Linked DNA regions of Mus musculus: region 1 is linked to region 2. A link is a loop called in an ENCODE intact Hi-C map of the cell type or tissue named here. Cell type or tissue: left cerebral cortex. All regions are shown on one strand. Each heading gives the region's core, and the rest is flanking DNA. Links, peaks and the distances in the headings are about the cores only.

Region 1 (7,866 bases), core at 1,202-6,201, 87 kb after region 2:
CTGAAGAGGAAACCCGGTCTTGCTGGGCTGGCTTCTGGTCAGGTTATCAGGGAGCCACAAGGTAACTTTCAGGGGAGGGTTTGCTTTTCAGAGCTAAAACTTCTGTTAGGGGTTGCAGATGTGAGTCTGTCAACAGAGTGCTTGACTGGCAGTCCCAAGTCCTGGTTTTCATCCCCAGCATGGCATAAACCAGGCATGGTACATAGTATGCCTCTAATCCCAAAGCATCGGGGGTGGGCACAGTAGAGGCATGAGAACCAGAAACTCTGGGTCAGACTGGAGAGATGGCTCAGCGGTTAAGAGCACTGACTGCTCTTCCAAAGGTCCTGAATTCAATTCCCAGCAACCACATGGTGTCTCACAACCATCTGTAATGGGATCCAATGCCCTCTTCTGGTGTGCCTGAAGAGAGCAACAGTGTATTCACATATATAAAATAAATAAATCTGAAGAAGAAAGGAAGAAGAAGAAGAAGGAGGAGGAGGAGGAGGAGGAGGAGGAGAAGGAGAAGAAGGAGAAGGAGAAGAAGAAGAAGAAGAAGAAGAAGAAGAAGAAGAAGAAGAAGAAGAAGAAGAAAAGAGGAAGAAAAGAAGAAGAAGAAGAAGAAGAAGATGAAGAAGAAGAAGAAGAAGAAGAAGAAGAAGAAGAAGAAGAAGAAGAAGAAGAAGAAGAAGAAGAAGAAGAAGAAGAAGAAGAAGAAGAATTAGCAGTAGTAGTTCAGGTCATCCTTAGCTCCATGCCTAGGCTATATGAGATCCAGTATCAACAAAACAATAACAACAAAAAGAGGAAAACATCCCAATATACAAGAGTCACTAGGGTAGCTAGGAATATTGCTTTAGTAGTCGAGTGTTTAACAAGCATGGATAAGGCCCTATGCTATGTGCAATCCCTAGTATCATTCGGGGTAGTGGGACATGGCTGTGTAGCTCAGTGGTAGACACTTGCCTAGCATGCTGACGGCCCCAGTTTGACCCTAGTGCTGGAGGGGAAAATAGATCATTAAAAGGTAGGTTATTAGCCGGGCATGGTGGCACACACCTTTAATCCCAGCACTCAGGAGGCAGATGCAGGTGGATTTCTGAGTTCAAGGCCAGCCTGGTCTACAGCCAAGGCTACACAGAAAAACCCTATCTGGAAAAAACAAACAAACAAAAAAGGTAGGTTATTTTTTACATTTGAGCCCCTATCTTTAATCAAGTGGGAGCTGGGGAGAGGTTCAAGAGGCTGCATTTTTAACACCCCCCCGCCCAGTGATTTTGATGCCAGTGGTCCTCAGACCACTCTGAAAAATGTCTTCCTTAGAAGCATCTGCTTTTACCCACCGGACATCAACGACAAGATAAAAGTGAGGCCAGGCTTCTCTGCTGCCTGTGAGAACAGCAGCATACAGCCAAGGCTTGTTCCAGAAAAGAGGCATGGTCTCTGAGGGATTCTCCCCATCCATCGAGACCCGTGGCTACAAGCCAGAGGATTTCAGAGGATGAGGTGCTAATCCGGGTCTGGAGAGAGAGAGAGAGAGAGAGAGAGAGAGAGAGAGAGAGAGAGAGCAAGCATTGCTTCTGCACGCTATGGACTGAGTCTGCAATGTGTTCATGTACCATAAACTTGAGGAACCACCCTGCAAGCTTTCAGGTCGTTAAATCCTTCTCTGTTGTATGTGGTCTATGAGTATGGCAGAATGTATGGAGAACTGTGTTCCTGCGGGTGTCTTGCCTCCTCTAGTTGCCTGGCATTAAGGAGAAAAAAAAATGAGTGAAATATAGTCACTGTATTATAACTGTGGGAAGTAGATTAGTCGAAGCGCAAGGGTAACGTGAGTGTAACTGGCCTCTGTCAGGCACTTCATCTGCTGGTAGGACGGAGGATGGTTGTCAGGCTCAGCAAATGCTGTTTGAAGGGTTGATAGGTCAGGCTGTAAAAGTAGATGGGAAATTTGTACAGTGAACATAAGCAGGGTAGGTGAGTAGAAGAGAAACAACCCACCATATCATCTGGGAAAATAAAACTCTTTGGCAAGACTTCATAACAGCCTGATTCAAAATTTCATAATGAAATTATGTCTCTGATCAAAGCCTGCATGAGCTCATGAGCTGATTTTTGCCATTCGTGTTTATTCTGGTTTGCACCAAGTTGAAGCATCAGAAACACATTAATCTAATCTTCTTTCTGGGAGGAGGCTCTTGTACCCTCATCTGGGGATCAAAGGGATGGAGGATTGCAAGGAGGATCTTTAGCCCCTCACTGAATGTGCACTTTTGATTGGTTCTTTGAGTCCCCTTAGGCACATATGAGGGGTAGGGCCTTCCTAGGAGAGTTGAGTCTCCTGACACTTGCCCTTGAGGCAAGAAAAGCAAAGTTTAAGAAGGGAAAGAGACTCCCATCTCTCCTCTGGACACAGTCTGCTTTTGCTCTAGAAAGAATATTTCGGGGTTTGTTTGTTTTAGACTCAGAGAAGCGCTCAACTGTACCTCTTTCAACTGGAGCGCTTCACCACAGGTTTTCTTCTTACAAAATGAACTCAGATCCAATGGCCCCACACTTCTCATGGATCTTACTCAATCAGCATTTTTCTGGTCCTTCTCGAAGGCACACAGATAGGCACTCCTGTCAACTCAAGTCCCAACAGAAAAGGCACTTGGTTGAAATCTGGGAAACAGAATTCCCTGGGTCTCATGGGGCCCTTTAGACAAGAGGTACCCCCCCCCCACCTCTGTCCTTATTCATCCAAGAAAGATTTAGTAAGGCCTTATTTTATGTCAGATGCCTGTTCAAAGTGTTTTTAATTTTTAAGCCCAGGGGACCTTTACATACTTAACTGCACCTTTGTGACAGTCTCTCTCTCTCTCTCTCTCTCTCTCAAGATAATGTCTCAGAGGGCTGTGGTGGCACACCGCCACACTGGAAGTGGCACACACTTTAATCCCAGCACTCTGGAGGCCAGCATGGACTACAGAGTGAGTTCCAGGGCAGCTAGGGCTACAAAAAGGAACCCTATCTCAAAACACAAGCAAACAAACAAACAAAAAGATAATGTCTTTTTCTACAGTTTGGCTTGTATCTTCCTATATAGCCCAGGCTAGACTAGCCTTGAACTCACGGCAGATAGTCTAACCTCAAATGCTGAGGTTAGAGGCTCATGCCAACACACTCAGCTTTGTTACGTTCTGGGGACACGGAGGTGAATAACGTACCTGATTTCCATTTTCCTAAGCTTATGGCCTAGACCCAAGAAAGCAGCCAATGCTCTTGTGAACAGAGTCATTTCGGGTAGTGGCATGTGCCGTGAAGTGAGGTGGGATGGAATAACAGGAAGAGAGTGGCTGACTTAAATCAGTAACTCAGCAAATACTTCTGCCAAAGGAGCTGCTGCCAGATAGATCAAGAGAATGTAGTTCCATTTAAAAACAAGTGAACAGTGAAAAAAATCTTTTGGTGTAGGGTCTCTCTATGTAGCTCAAGCTGGATTTGAACTTGTGACAATCCTCCTGCCTTAGCCTCTCAAGTATATCATGTTTCCTTAGATCCTTTAAGTTATCCTAAACGATGATTGGAATATAAGCTAGAAAGTGTGTTTATTTATTTTTAACCTGAAATTCAAATTTCACTGTCTTGTATTTTTTTTCTTGATGTTCTCCTCCCCCCCTCCTGCTTCCCCCTCCTCCTCCTCCTCCCCCTCCTCCTGCTCCTACTCCTACTCCTCCACCTTCTTGGAGACAAGTCATGCTATATAATGTGGACAAGTCTGGAACTCCTTCCTCTGCCTTTTGAGCATTGGTATTATAGGTGTGTGTCACCATGCTGATGAATTTGCTAGTGTTTGCAATCCTATGGATAGAGGATATTTGAGCAGGAACTGACCAGAAGGAACCAGCGATGCCGATTCAGGGAATGTGTGATCAAACAGAGCAACATTCAGTGTAAATGTCAGAAGAGGGAGAAATGAGGTCAGAGGAACGGAGCCAGATCACAAGTTTTGTAGGGATTGGAAGGAGTTTGAATCTGTCTCTCTTTGCGATAATAAACCATTGGAGAATTTAAAATCTCTCTCTCTCTCTCTCTCTGTCTCTCTCTCTCTCTCTCTCTCTCTCTCTCTGTCTCTCTCTCTGTCTCTCTGTCTCTCTCTCTTTCTTTCAAGCTGAGGCTTGAATCCAAAGTCTGTTGTTACTAAAAACTGCTCTACTCCAGCCTAAAATTTAAAGGCAGGTATGACCTGTTCTGATATTTGCCCGCTCTTGCTGGAACACTTTTAGAAAGGTTCAGAGGGCAAATTCCCATCAGCTCATGCACTGGGCCGAGAACAGGCTTCTCTCTTTTTCTCTTTCTCTCTTTTTCTCACTAAACCCAGGACTGCCCGGTGCCCTGGACGTTGCTATGGAAGGGACGCTTGACGGTTGCTAGACCCGGGGGAGGCGGGAGCAGGACAGAGGCGGAGCCGGGTCAGCCTTAGGCAAGCGCCGCGCGCTCTCAGGAAGTCGCGTAGCGCGAGCGGAAGTGACGTCGCGCGTGTTCAGGGTCCAACGTGCTTCACACAGGACGCTTTCCCGGCTGGGAAGTCGTGAAGTGGTTTACCTCGCGAGTAGCAGAGCGGTGTCGGTACTGTCGTCAGGATGGTGAAGCCCAAGTACAAAGGACGGAGCACCATCAACCGCTCGGCGGCCAGCACCAACCCAGGTACGGCGGACCGGGCGGGACCAGGCCGCAGGAGCCGTCGGGGACGGAGGAAGGCCCGTTCCGGCCTGGGCGGCGGACCCGAGGTCTAGGCACCTGCTCTAAAGTTGGGGGATGAGTCACGCCAGCCTCTGGCAGCCCCGAGGCCTCTCAGGAGGAGGTGTAGAGAAAGGCAAGTTAAAAGTGGGCTAGGGTCCTGGAGTCCTGGCACATGCCTGTCATCCCAGCACTTAGGAAGCTGAGGCAGAGGGGATCACGAGTTAGTGGCTATCTGGACTACAGGGTACAGACTGAAGACACAGAGTGGAGTAGGTTGGCCCAGGTGGCATTTTACCCTTAACCATAGCATTCGTGCCACCTTAGCTTTGACCGTGGAATCAGACCATGCATAAGCAACACTTCAGGTAAATATAGTGATTTCAATAGAGGTGGTTTTGAGATACGAGAAATTCCCATCTACAGGGCAAACAAAACAGGCTTTCGAGGAGTCCCTCCCACTTTGATTTAGCTACTAAAACTGTGTTTAAATATGGGTTAGTCATAGAGGGGCTTGGTGACGCATCCCTGTAGTTCCCAATACTGGGAAGGCAGGACAGACAGATCTCTTGTGAATTCGAGGCCAGCCTGGTCTGCATAGTGAGACTGTCTCAAACTGGTGGGGGGAAAAATTAGGTATACTCTTGTCTCCGTAAGGCTGCAAGGATAGCTGACTTCTGTATCTCCTTGTAATTTGCATAATTAGGGTTTTGATTAGATTTTTTTAAAAAAATGATGAAAACACTCAGAGACTGGAGAGAACATGGGGAGAATAAGAGCTCACTCGTACTGCTGTTGCAGGAGGACCAGAGTTCAATTCCAGTTCAATCAGCTCTCACCTACCTGGAAGTTCAACTCCAAGGGGAATCTGATACCTCTGGCCTTCAAGGCATCTACCCACATATATCCGTATAATGTTTAGTACTGTGTATGTAGCAGTACTAAAGGAGAACATGCAGGAAAGTTGCTGCGTTACTTTGTGATCTTTTATAACTGTATTAAGTCACATAATACCATGCATTTGGAAGATTCACTTGGGATTGGTTGGTGATTAGTGTGATGATGTTTCTAAGCAGGGGTTAAGTTTATCAACAGCTGAAAAATGTAGACGGAAACCTTGAGGGTTGGTAGGAAGAGGGACTCAGGAAAAGGATAGGTAGCCAGATGTGTGTGGGCCGACTTCTCAGGAGAGCCCTCCAGGGGTTTAGTTTGATTTTGGGTTCTCTCTTAAAATTTAGAGTGGGAGGGGCTGGAGAGATGGCTCAGGGGTTAAGAACGCTGGCTGTTCTTGCAGGGGACCTGCAGTGATTCCCAGCACCCATGATACAGACGACCATCTATCTGTAACTCCAGTTCCAAGAGATCTGCCACCCACTTCTGGCCTTCACTGACACGCTGTGTGTGTTTAGTGCAGAGACATGTGGGCAGGATATGGTATTACATATTATACTTACATATGAAGTATAAATAAATAAAATTATTAAAAATTTAGGACAAGAGAATTAGTTATGAATTCACAAAGAGGGTTTCTAGATATGCTGCTTCTAACCTCAGAAGCTGTGGGAATCAGTCCTATAAGCCATGATTTGTGTGAAATTTAACCCAACTTTTAGAACCCATCATCATCTCTTGAAAGTTAAGACAGGTGGTGGCTCACATCTTTAATCCCAGTACCTGGGAGGCAGAGGCAGGTGGATCTCAGTGAGTTTGAGGCCAGCCTGGTCTACAGAGTGAGTTCCAGGACAGCCAGGGCTACACAGAGAAACCCTATCTTGAAAAACCAAACCAAAAAAAAAAAAGACTAAAAATATTTTCTTTTTAAAAATATTTATTTACTTTATATTTGAGTTTTGCCTACATAATATGTACACTCTGTTTGCTCCTATAGATGGTTGTGAGCCACCTTGTAGGTGCTGGGAATTAAACCCAGGTCCTCTGCAAAAATAGCAAGTTCTCTTAACTGCCAAACCATCTCTCTGGCCTACTCCTTTAATTTATTTTTAGATAGGGTCTCAGTTTGTTGCCTCTGACTCAACGTTTGGCCAAGGATATCTTCTAGCTTTTTTTTTTTTTTTTTTAAGATTTATTTTATATATATGAGTACACTGTAGCTTCTTCAGACACACCAAAAGAGGACATCAGATTCCATTACAGATGGTTGCAAGCCACCATGTGGTTGCTGGGAATTGAACTCAGGACCTACTGGAAAAGCAGTCAGTGCTCTTAATCACCGAGCCATCTCTCTAGTCCCTGTTTTCTAACTTCTAATCCTTGCTTCTAGTGCTGGAATTAGTGGCTGTGCCACAATGGCTGGTTTGTGCAGTGCTAGGGATCACACACAGGGCTTTGGAGTGCTAGGCAAGCATTCTACCCATTTAACTACATGGCTATTGTGGACATAGTAGTGGTTACACTTTTTAAAGATGGATATTGATTTTATGTAACCAATGTAGATTATGACTAAGGATTAAAAATTAAATGGCAGCCAGACATGGTGATGCACACATATTCCCTATTTTTAGAGAAATAAAAGCACCAGAAGTCTAAAAATTCAGTTTGTATAAGACTGAATGAGAACCTTAATGTTTGATATTCCAAAGTCCCTTTTACTTTCTTCATTCTGGAGCAAGGCAAGTTAAATGAGAAGAATAGCATTCCTATATGTCAGAATCTTGAGTTACGAGTTGTCTAGATGAATGTGCCTGAGTGTGCTGTAAAGTTGCCATGTGGGGCTCTTTATGCTGCTGCTCAGGATGGTCCTTGAAGTCCTTATTTAAGAAAGGGTTCAGAAGCCAGGCAGCGGTGGCGCACGCCTTTAATCCCAGCACTTGGGAGCAGAGACAGGAGGATTTCTGAGTTTGAGGTCAGCCAGGGCTACACAGAAAAACCCTGTCTACCAAAGAAAAGGGGGGGGGGTGTTCGGAGCTGTGCATGATGGCACATATCTTTTATCCCAGGAGCCAGAGGCAGATCTCTTGATATTGAAGTCAATCTGCTCTACAGAGTGAGTTCTAGAACAGCCAGGGCTACACAGAGAAACCTTGTCTTGAAAAACCAAAAAGGAGAGAGAGGTGGAGAAATATGAGGGGGATAGGGTGGGGTCTGTAGTACACTGCTTTATTTCCTCATGTCAAGACATAAGAGGCAGGCTAATCTATA
Region 2 (7,866 bases), core at 1,021-6,020:
TAAATAAGTAAGTAAACAAACAAATAAATAAAAATAACCCCAAACCAACTAAATAAATGGAAGAAATTACAAAAGCAGAAAAGAAGAGGGTGGCGAGGAGTGCAGCCCTCTTCTGTCGTTGTCCTTGGTGTACTGCAGTTCAGGGAGAGCTGGGAGTAAGGACTGTGTGTCCGGGACCTTGTACACCTCTGCCTTATACCTGTCTATGCACTTGGAAGCAAGAAAAGGGAAACTCAAACTGATTGTCCTGATCACAGAGTCCGTGAGAAATAGAGCCAGGAATCTGAAGTGGGCCTGCCACTTAAGCTGGGGCTTCTTACCACCACCTGGTTCTACACACAAGTGGATACATGTGTAACTAAGTAGCCCAAGAAACAGTAACAACACAGGTGTTACACAGATACTCTGTTTTCTGCTTTTTTTTTTTTTTTTTTTTTTTTTTTTGGTTTTTTTGGAGACAGGGTTTCTCTGTATAGTCCTGGCTGTCCTGGAACTCACTTTGTAGACCAGGCTGGCCTCGAACTCAGAAATCCGCCTGCCTCTGCCTCCTGAGTGCTGGGATTAAAGGTGTGCGCCACCACACCCGGCTTCTGCTTGTTCTTGATGTTAGTCATCGACTATAAGCAGGTCTTACACACTTGAGGATTTTGGATTGTTTCCTGTTTTTACACCATAAGCCACAGTAGGATATTTAGAGCTAGCGTTCTGGGCTAGAGGATCCCTTGTCCATTGGGAAGTTGCAGCCTTTGTTTTAGTGATGGGTTCCTTAGAGTCAGCATTCGAATACTATGTAGCCACTGCCAAAGGCACTTTACACACATCATAGTATTTATCTTTCCAGTGACAATTCATTCACTGATTGTGTGTTTGCTGTTCTTGGGAAACACAGTGAGCAATGAAGCCTTTATGCACAGGGGAAATAACTCACATTCTCAAGCAGTCTGTGCATGTCGAGCCCACATTGCCATTGAAGAACTGGCCAGACAAGGGCAGTTAAGATGGCTCCTGGGGTAGAGGCACTTGCCGTGTAAGCCTGATGACCTGGGTTCAATCCACGGGCCCATGGAAAGGTGGAAGGACAGAGTGGATGCCACAAAGTAGCCCTCTGATCTCCAAGCATACTCTGTCATGTGCATGCCCTTCCCTCATACTAAATTAACAAGGGTATAGCTCAGTGGTAGACCGCTTCCCTAACACGTCTAAGGGTTTGAGTCCCCTCTGAAACAAAACTTAACAGGACAGTAGTGGTTTGAGAAGGCTTACCCCCTATCTTTTTTTAGGATACTGCCTAACACCCTCCTTTTCCCACAGAGCCACCCTCCTCAAGGTCCGTAACACCATCAACAGCCACGTGGAGCAGGTGTTTCAGGCCTACGAGCAGCATGCGGCTGTGCTAGACATTGACACCGTCCTGCGCCCCTCAGTTGTGAGCCCCTCTGTGGCTGACATGTTGGAGTGGCTGCAGGACATCGACAGACATTATGGAAGCTCATATCCTTCGAGTGCTTCCTGACTGACTGCCCAGAGCCGCCCCTAGAGGCTGCAGCAGGTGCAGACTTCACAGGGTCAGCAGGCTGTATAATTCACAGGGTCAGCAGGCTGTATAATTCACAGGGTCAGCAGGCTGTATAATTCACGGGGTCAGCAGGCTGTATAATTCACGGGGTCAGCAGGCTGTATAATTCACGGGGTCAGCAGGCTGTATAATTCACGGGGTCAGCAGGCTGTATAATTCACGGGGTCAGCAGGCTGTATAATTCACGGGGTCAGCAGGCTGTATAATTCACGGGGTCAGCAGGCTGTATAATTCACGGGGTCAGCAGGCTGTATAATTCACGGGGTCAGCAGGCTGTATAATTCACGGGGTCAGCAGGCTGTATAATTCACGGGGTCAGCAGGCTGTATAATTCGTTGCAGTTCTCTAGTGCTCAGACTTGGATTCTTCTTGCACTTGTCTTTTGTTAACTAGTCATTCCTTAGAGTTTATTTATCTGCTAGGCACTACTCTTAAGTGCTGGGAGCAGGCATAAAAAGGGGGACTGCATAGTGTCAGATGTGGTGAGTGTTAAATAAGGCAGAGAAGGTGAGGGGGAATGTGATTTTAATAGTGTGGTCAGTGCAGGGACCCATGAGGCAGTGACATCCTGAGACAATGATGCTCACAGCATTTGAGCCAAGTTTGCAAGAGGGAAGGAATGAGCCATGTGGGTGTTTGGAAGAAGAGTGGTCCAGGCAGAGGCTACATGGCGTGAGCTTGTCTGGTACATGTAAGAACTGCCATAAAGCCAGTGGGGGCAAGGGCAGGGCAGGGCCGGGCAGGAGGAGAGTGACAGAGGGCCTTGATTTTTGAGAAGGATCTTGAAGGTTTTGGCTGTTACTCTGAAGTCAAAGTTCTCAGAAGCTTTAAGCAGAACCATGTGGTCAAGGCCTGTGCTTAACAGTGCTGTGTTCTGAAGAACAGTTGGCATGGCGGGAAGCAAGCCTGAGAGCAGGAAATTAGCCGCAGTCCTGACCTTTTCTCCATTCGTGCCCATGGCTGTCATCTGACCCTGGTTTTGCTCCTGGTCTTGAGTCTCAGTTTCCTGTGCTGCCTCCAGCTGGCTCGCTTAGTGAACTCCAAATTCAAGTTTAAAGCTGAACATGGACCAGCAATGCCCACTGTGTTACTGATTTTCATGTTGTGATTAATATCGAACACGAAGCAGGACAGACAGATTTATTTCAGGTCATAGCTGAGGGATATGTCCGTCACGGAGGGAAGCGCACAGAGACAGGAGCTTAAGCCACTGGTCACATTGCGCCTGCATCAGGACGCAGGGACTGCTGACTGCTGGCGCTCTGTTCACTTTCTGTTCATTCTGGGACCCCGGCCTGTGGACTGACACCGTCCACATTCAGAGGAGTCCTCCCACTTCAGTTAAACCTTTCTAGAGACAACATCACAGATGCAACCTGTATCATGTTTCCATGACGATTCTAAATCCAGACAAGTTGACAAAGGAGATTGTCACCCAATCTAGATATGTAGGGACGATCTTCCTCCTGTCCCTCTGTTTCCTATTATAACTGCAATAGTGGTACTAGGTGTGCTAGTGGCGCCGCTAACCCTGATATCGCTAAGCACTGCCATAGGCTAGGCGCTGGAGGCCCTGGTTGGCTCTACTCTCCTGCCTTGATTTCTAATCACATTACTGAGATGGACCACATTCAACAGTAGTCCCATAAGAGCATATGACCTAGTGACACAGATATCTTGTAAGTTCCTTTTTCTTCTGAGCAGTCCTTAACTTCTGGGAAGGTACCTGAAGAGAAAGTACCTCCTCTCCTCCATCCACTGGGGAGACTTGGCCAGCATCCAAGCACTGCCCAAGGCCTGGGACCAGATTTCAGAAAATGAGTGCCAAACTCTTGTGTCAGGTACTGGTGTCCGTCAGTCCTGTGCTGCCTCTCTGGAGAGGTTAGACACACCCCCTCCGTGCTCTTGGGCCTTGATAAACCTGATGCTTTGTCCCTTGCTTCCTGTTCTAGATGTCCTGGTGAGTGTCTCCTTCTTCCTGGAGGAGCCAGGAGGCTGTGCAGCGTCTGGAGATCTGGAGCACCACAGCTGAGGGCTGCCATTGCTACACTAGGCTATTTCTAAGTGAGGGTCAGCATTGCTACCTGACTCACTGGAATAGCAGTGCCTAGGACTTCTCCGTGCTAGGCCATGGCCAAGGGTCCATGACAGCTGCACCTATGACTCTGAGAAGCAGATAGAGGCTGAGGAGACAGGAAAGGCAGTGCTGATAAACAGTGTCCACCAAGGCAGGAAAGGGCAGAATGCAAGGTTGTGTGGCCACCGCTGCCTATGTCATCTGAACCATAGTCTCTGGTTGGCTCAGGTCCTGATTCTGTGTGTGTCAGTATCTGAGTCCTTAATGGCTTAAAGATAGGAGTGGGTCTGGGAGTCCAGGGCGGGAGCAGTGTGTGTGTCTGGGGGGAGGGGGAAAGTTGGGGGACAAAGTCAATCACCTGCAAAACCCCAAAAAGGAAAGGACTGAAGAAAAGGGAACTTTTAAAATGTTTACTCCTTCACCGAAGCTCATTATGAAGCCAGTTTCCATTTCCAAAGTCAGCCACCAGGGGGCGATGGTGCAGCGTGAGCGGTTCTGAATGCCTTGTTCTTGAGGGAGGTCCCCTGTTGCTGTTAAAAGCCACTGAGGTGTCTGTGGGGAGCTGGGTATCCCACCCAGGACTAGGGAGGCAAAGACAGGTGGGTCTTTGTGATTTTGAGATCACCTTGGTCTCTATAGCTCCAGGTCAACCAAGGCCACATACTGAGACTGTCTCAAAAAGGAAGACAAAAAGGTAAAGGGACCTTGCATTGGCCACGGTCTTCTGAGTTTGGGGTAACCGGCCAGGGGAGGGAATGCCGGCTGTGATGGTTGGTTTTTATGGTCCACTTGACAAAGCCACCTCGGAAGGGAGTCTCAGTGAGGAATGTTCTAGATTTGGTTGGCTTGCAGACATGCAAGATTTTCTTAACTGAGGTGAGAAGACCCATCCTGAATGTGAGTGGCAGCATTTCATGGGCTGGAGCCAGGATCAAAGGAGAAAGAGCAGGCTAAGCACTTAGCAGGCATTCACCTTTGATGGTGAGTATGCTGTGACCAGCAGCTGCTTCAGGTTCCTGCCACTGACTCTCCTGTAGTAATGGATTCTAACTTCAAATTATAAGCCCAATATCTGCCAATAGGTGTTATCATGTTTTAGGGTTCTCTAAAGGAACAGGACTAGTGATAACATGAATGAATATAAAGAGAGAGTACTGAGGGCAGCAAGAGTGAGGGCCGGCGTACCTAAAGCAAAAGCTTTCTTCTTCCATATGATGATATGTGGACTCCCACCACAGGGTGTGGCCCAGATATGGGGTGGGTCCTACCCCCGAATGATCCAGATTTAGAGTGGGTCTTCCCACCTCAAATGATCCAATCAAGAAAGCCCTCACAGGCCTGCCTAGTTGCTTGAGTCTTAGTTGATTCCAGATGTCAAGTTGACAGCAAAGATTAGCTATCACATGCAGTGCCGGGAAAGAGACTGAGAGGCAGCCTGGAGTGGTGCCGACCCTTGCCTTCTGTGCCACAGCCACTGCTCGGGGGTCTCAGCTTCCCATGTGCTCTACGAGTCAGGGCTGCCGTGTACAGGGCGTAGTGCAGAGAATGGGTTTATTTTAGCTTTTGATTTTACAAGATTGGGTTTCTCTGTGTAGCCCTGGCTGTCCTGGAACTCACTCTAAACCAGGCTGATCTCAAAGATCCACCTGCCTCTGCCTCCTGAGTACTAGGATCAAAGGCATGCGCCACCACCACCCACCCAGCTAAGGATGGAGACTTTTAAAAAGAAAGTGGCTTTGTTTTCTTACTATATTTTTTGTTTTCAATTAAAGAAAAAATTTAAATACAGAAAAGTATAATGTAAAACCCACCCTAATATTTTGATCTGTATCCCTTTACTGTTCTTCACAAATTTCAAAACAAAGACATTGACACAAACTCATTGTTTCTAAATTTGTGGATAGTTGGACATCTGTAAATAAGTCAATAAAACTGTACTATATAGGCTATATGACATTTGGTAAATATATTACTTTTTTTTGCTCTTTATGCATGTTTGTGTATATGCATGCATGCTAATGTATGTGAGCATATGTGCATGTATGTGTGTGGTAACCAGAGGATGACTTTAGATGTCATCCTTAGGAGTGCCATCCTCCCCCTTTGCGGCAGAGTCTCTCATTGGCTTTGAACTTACCAGTTAAACTATCCTGGCTGGCCAGTGAGCTAGGGGATCCTCTCCCTCCACCTCCCCAGTTCTGGGATTGCCACAGCAACTAATGATCTTCCTCAGCCTCTCTAATGCCAGAGTTAGAGGTGTGCCACTGTGCCCGCTGTTAGTACTGAGCCCTATGCTGAGCCCTGGGTATAGAAATGAAAGAAAGCCACTGGGAGTATTATAGTTCGACAGGATATTTTTTTTTAATGTGTATGAGTGTTTTGCCTGCATATATGTCTGTAAACCATTTGTGTGCCTGGTGCTAACTAAGGCCAGTAGAGGGCATCCTGATGCTAGCCTCCAAGGTCTATTCCCTTATTTGGCCACTTCCTCCAAATAAGGCTGACCACCAGGGTCAAGCTATCAAAGTATTGAAGTCCAGCAATCAAATGCCCCCTTTGGCTCACCTAATTAACCTGTCCAATTAAAATTAAACACCTAATCCTAACCCAGTATTTTCCCTTGGCCTTTAGAAACTGCCATTTTCCTGTGGGCCACATCTGTCTCCTCTCTATCCAGAAGCAGTTGTCTATCCTCTGGGACAAATATCCCTTCCCCGCTCCCTTGTTCTCTGCCCTTCCCCTCTTCCTTGTCCTCTGTCTCCTGTCTTTGCCTCTTATTCGCCACCCTCCTTTGTGCTGAGAACTTGGTCCTGGAGGTCCTGGGGTGATAATGACCTTTTACACTCATCTTAGCTGGGCGGTGGTGGCGCACGCCTTTAATCCCAGCACTTGGGAGGCAGAGGCAGGCGAATTTCTGAGTTCGAGGCCAGCCTGGTCTACAGAGTGAGTTCCAGGACAGCCAGGGCTACACAGAGAACCCCTGTCTCGGAAAAACAAAACAAAACAATACACTCATCTTGTCGGTATGGGTCTGTTTCTGATGAGGCCTCAGGTAATGCTAATGCTGGTGGTCTAGGGATTGTAAAGAATCTGATTCTGATTTGTATTATAAAGTAACAGAATGAGTACAGGTGAGGTCAAAAGCACCGAGGGAGAAGAGAGGCGCTGACTGCATGGGGACCACTTGAAGAGTGCCATTGTGTGCTGGCACCGTGCGTGTTACATTTACTCCCAGAGCCTGGCACCTTAATACAATTCAGAGCAACAGCTGTGTAGAGTTCCTAGGATGGGATGGTAAGGTCCCACCTGTGAGGGCAGCTTGGCCCAGATTGGGTAGAATCTTGAGTTTTTACTTAACCGTTTGTATTGGGGGTGAGGGGCCAGAGGAGATGGCTTTCAGTAAAGAGAGTAGGCACAGTAAAGTGAGTAGGCACAGGGACCTGAGTGTCCTTGGCACTCACACTAAAGCCAGGTGCAGTATCATGCACCTGTAATCTCAGGCCAGCGGAGGGGATTGGATCCCTGGAACTCGGGTTACAGATGACTATAAGCTGCCATGTGGGTGCTGGGAACTGAACTTGGGTCCTCTGCTAAAGCAGCAAGTGCTTTTAACTACTAAGCCCTCTCTCTAGTCCCTAAAGTGCTATCTTCCTGATTATTATTTTAGACTTAAGATCTAAAATAAGTGTGATTTACTTGCTGAATAAGGTACACGTCATCTGAAGTGTAAAATCCAGGGAAGACTTCTCCCCCATCTACCCAGTTCCCGTCATTGCAGACAGCCGATGCTAAGCGCCTCTGGTGCCTCTGTGCAGTGGGTATTCTCTGAGGTGGTCCCTGGTGAAGCCACCTCTGATGCTTGTGCCCTGTTCACTCTTTGCCACCCTTTGATGTGGGCCCCTTTGAAGCTCAGCTTCTAATGAGTAGAACAGAAGTAGGTTACAGAGAGCACTGCTTTTCCAGCAGTTCTTCCAGGGGACCCAGGTTCAATTCCCAGTACCCACAACTCCAGTAGCTCCAGCTCCTGGGGGTCCATTGCCTTCACACACACAAATGCTGCAAAACACCGATGCACATGAGATAAAAATTTTATCTGCTTTTATCTTGGATGCTGCCTCCTGCTCTCTCTTGTATCCCCCTCTTAGGGGAAGTTAGCTGAGATGCTATGAGGCCACCTTGTAGAGAGATGCCAGAGAGGTCTGCTGAGCAACAC

What was found. Hi-C counts contacts between places; a loop is a spot of excess contacts. Peaks named below come from ENCODE experiments on the same cell type or tissue, not always from the same donor. Only the 100,000 strongest peaks of a DNase experiment are listed, where the experiment ranks them.
Region 1: a loop joins it to region 2, with 2.8 times the contacts of the local background. A loop is called at or near these places in 5 of 42 quality-filtered maps.

Annotation. Positions count from the first base shown.
Region 1 is chr4:125,025,521-125,033,386 of GRCm38, forward strand. Gnl2 (guanine nucleotide binding protein-like 2 (nucleolar)) reads left to right here and starts at 4,494. Exons shown (of 16, transcript NM_145552.2): 1 at 4,494-4,674. The coding sequence starts at 4,611. In left cerebral cortex, for the core only: no CTCF peak of the experiment used is centred there; DNase peaks (open chromatin) are centred at 3,852 and 4,485; H3K4me3 peaks cover 1,837 bases; H3K27ac peaks cover 1,339 bases.
Region 2 is chr4:124,939,055-124,946,920 of GRCm38, forward strand. It overlaps 9930104L06Rik (RIKEN cDNA 9930104L06 gene), which reads left to right. Exons shown (of 5, transcript NM_177573.3): 3 at 1,312-1,491; 4 at 3,299-3,417; 5 at 3,529-5,607. The coding sequence ends at 3,608. Among named protein-coding and RNA genes, the nearest start is that of 9930104L06Rik, 5.9 kb to the left of the region's middle. In left cerebral cortex, for the core only: a CTCF peak has its summit at 4,126 (motif pointing right); a DNase peak (open chromatin) is centred at 4,125.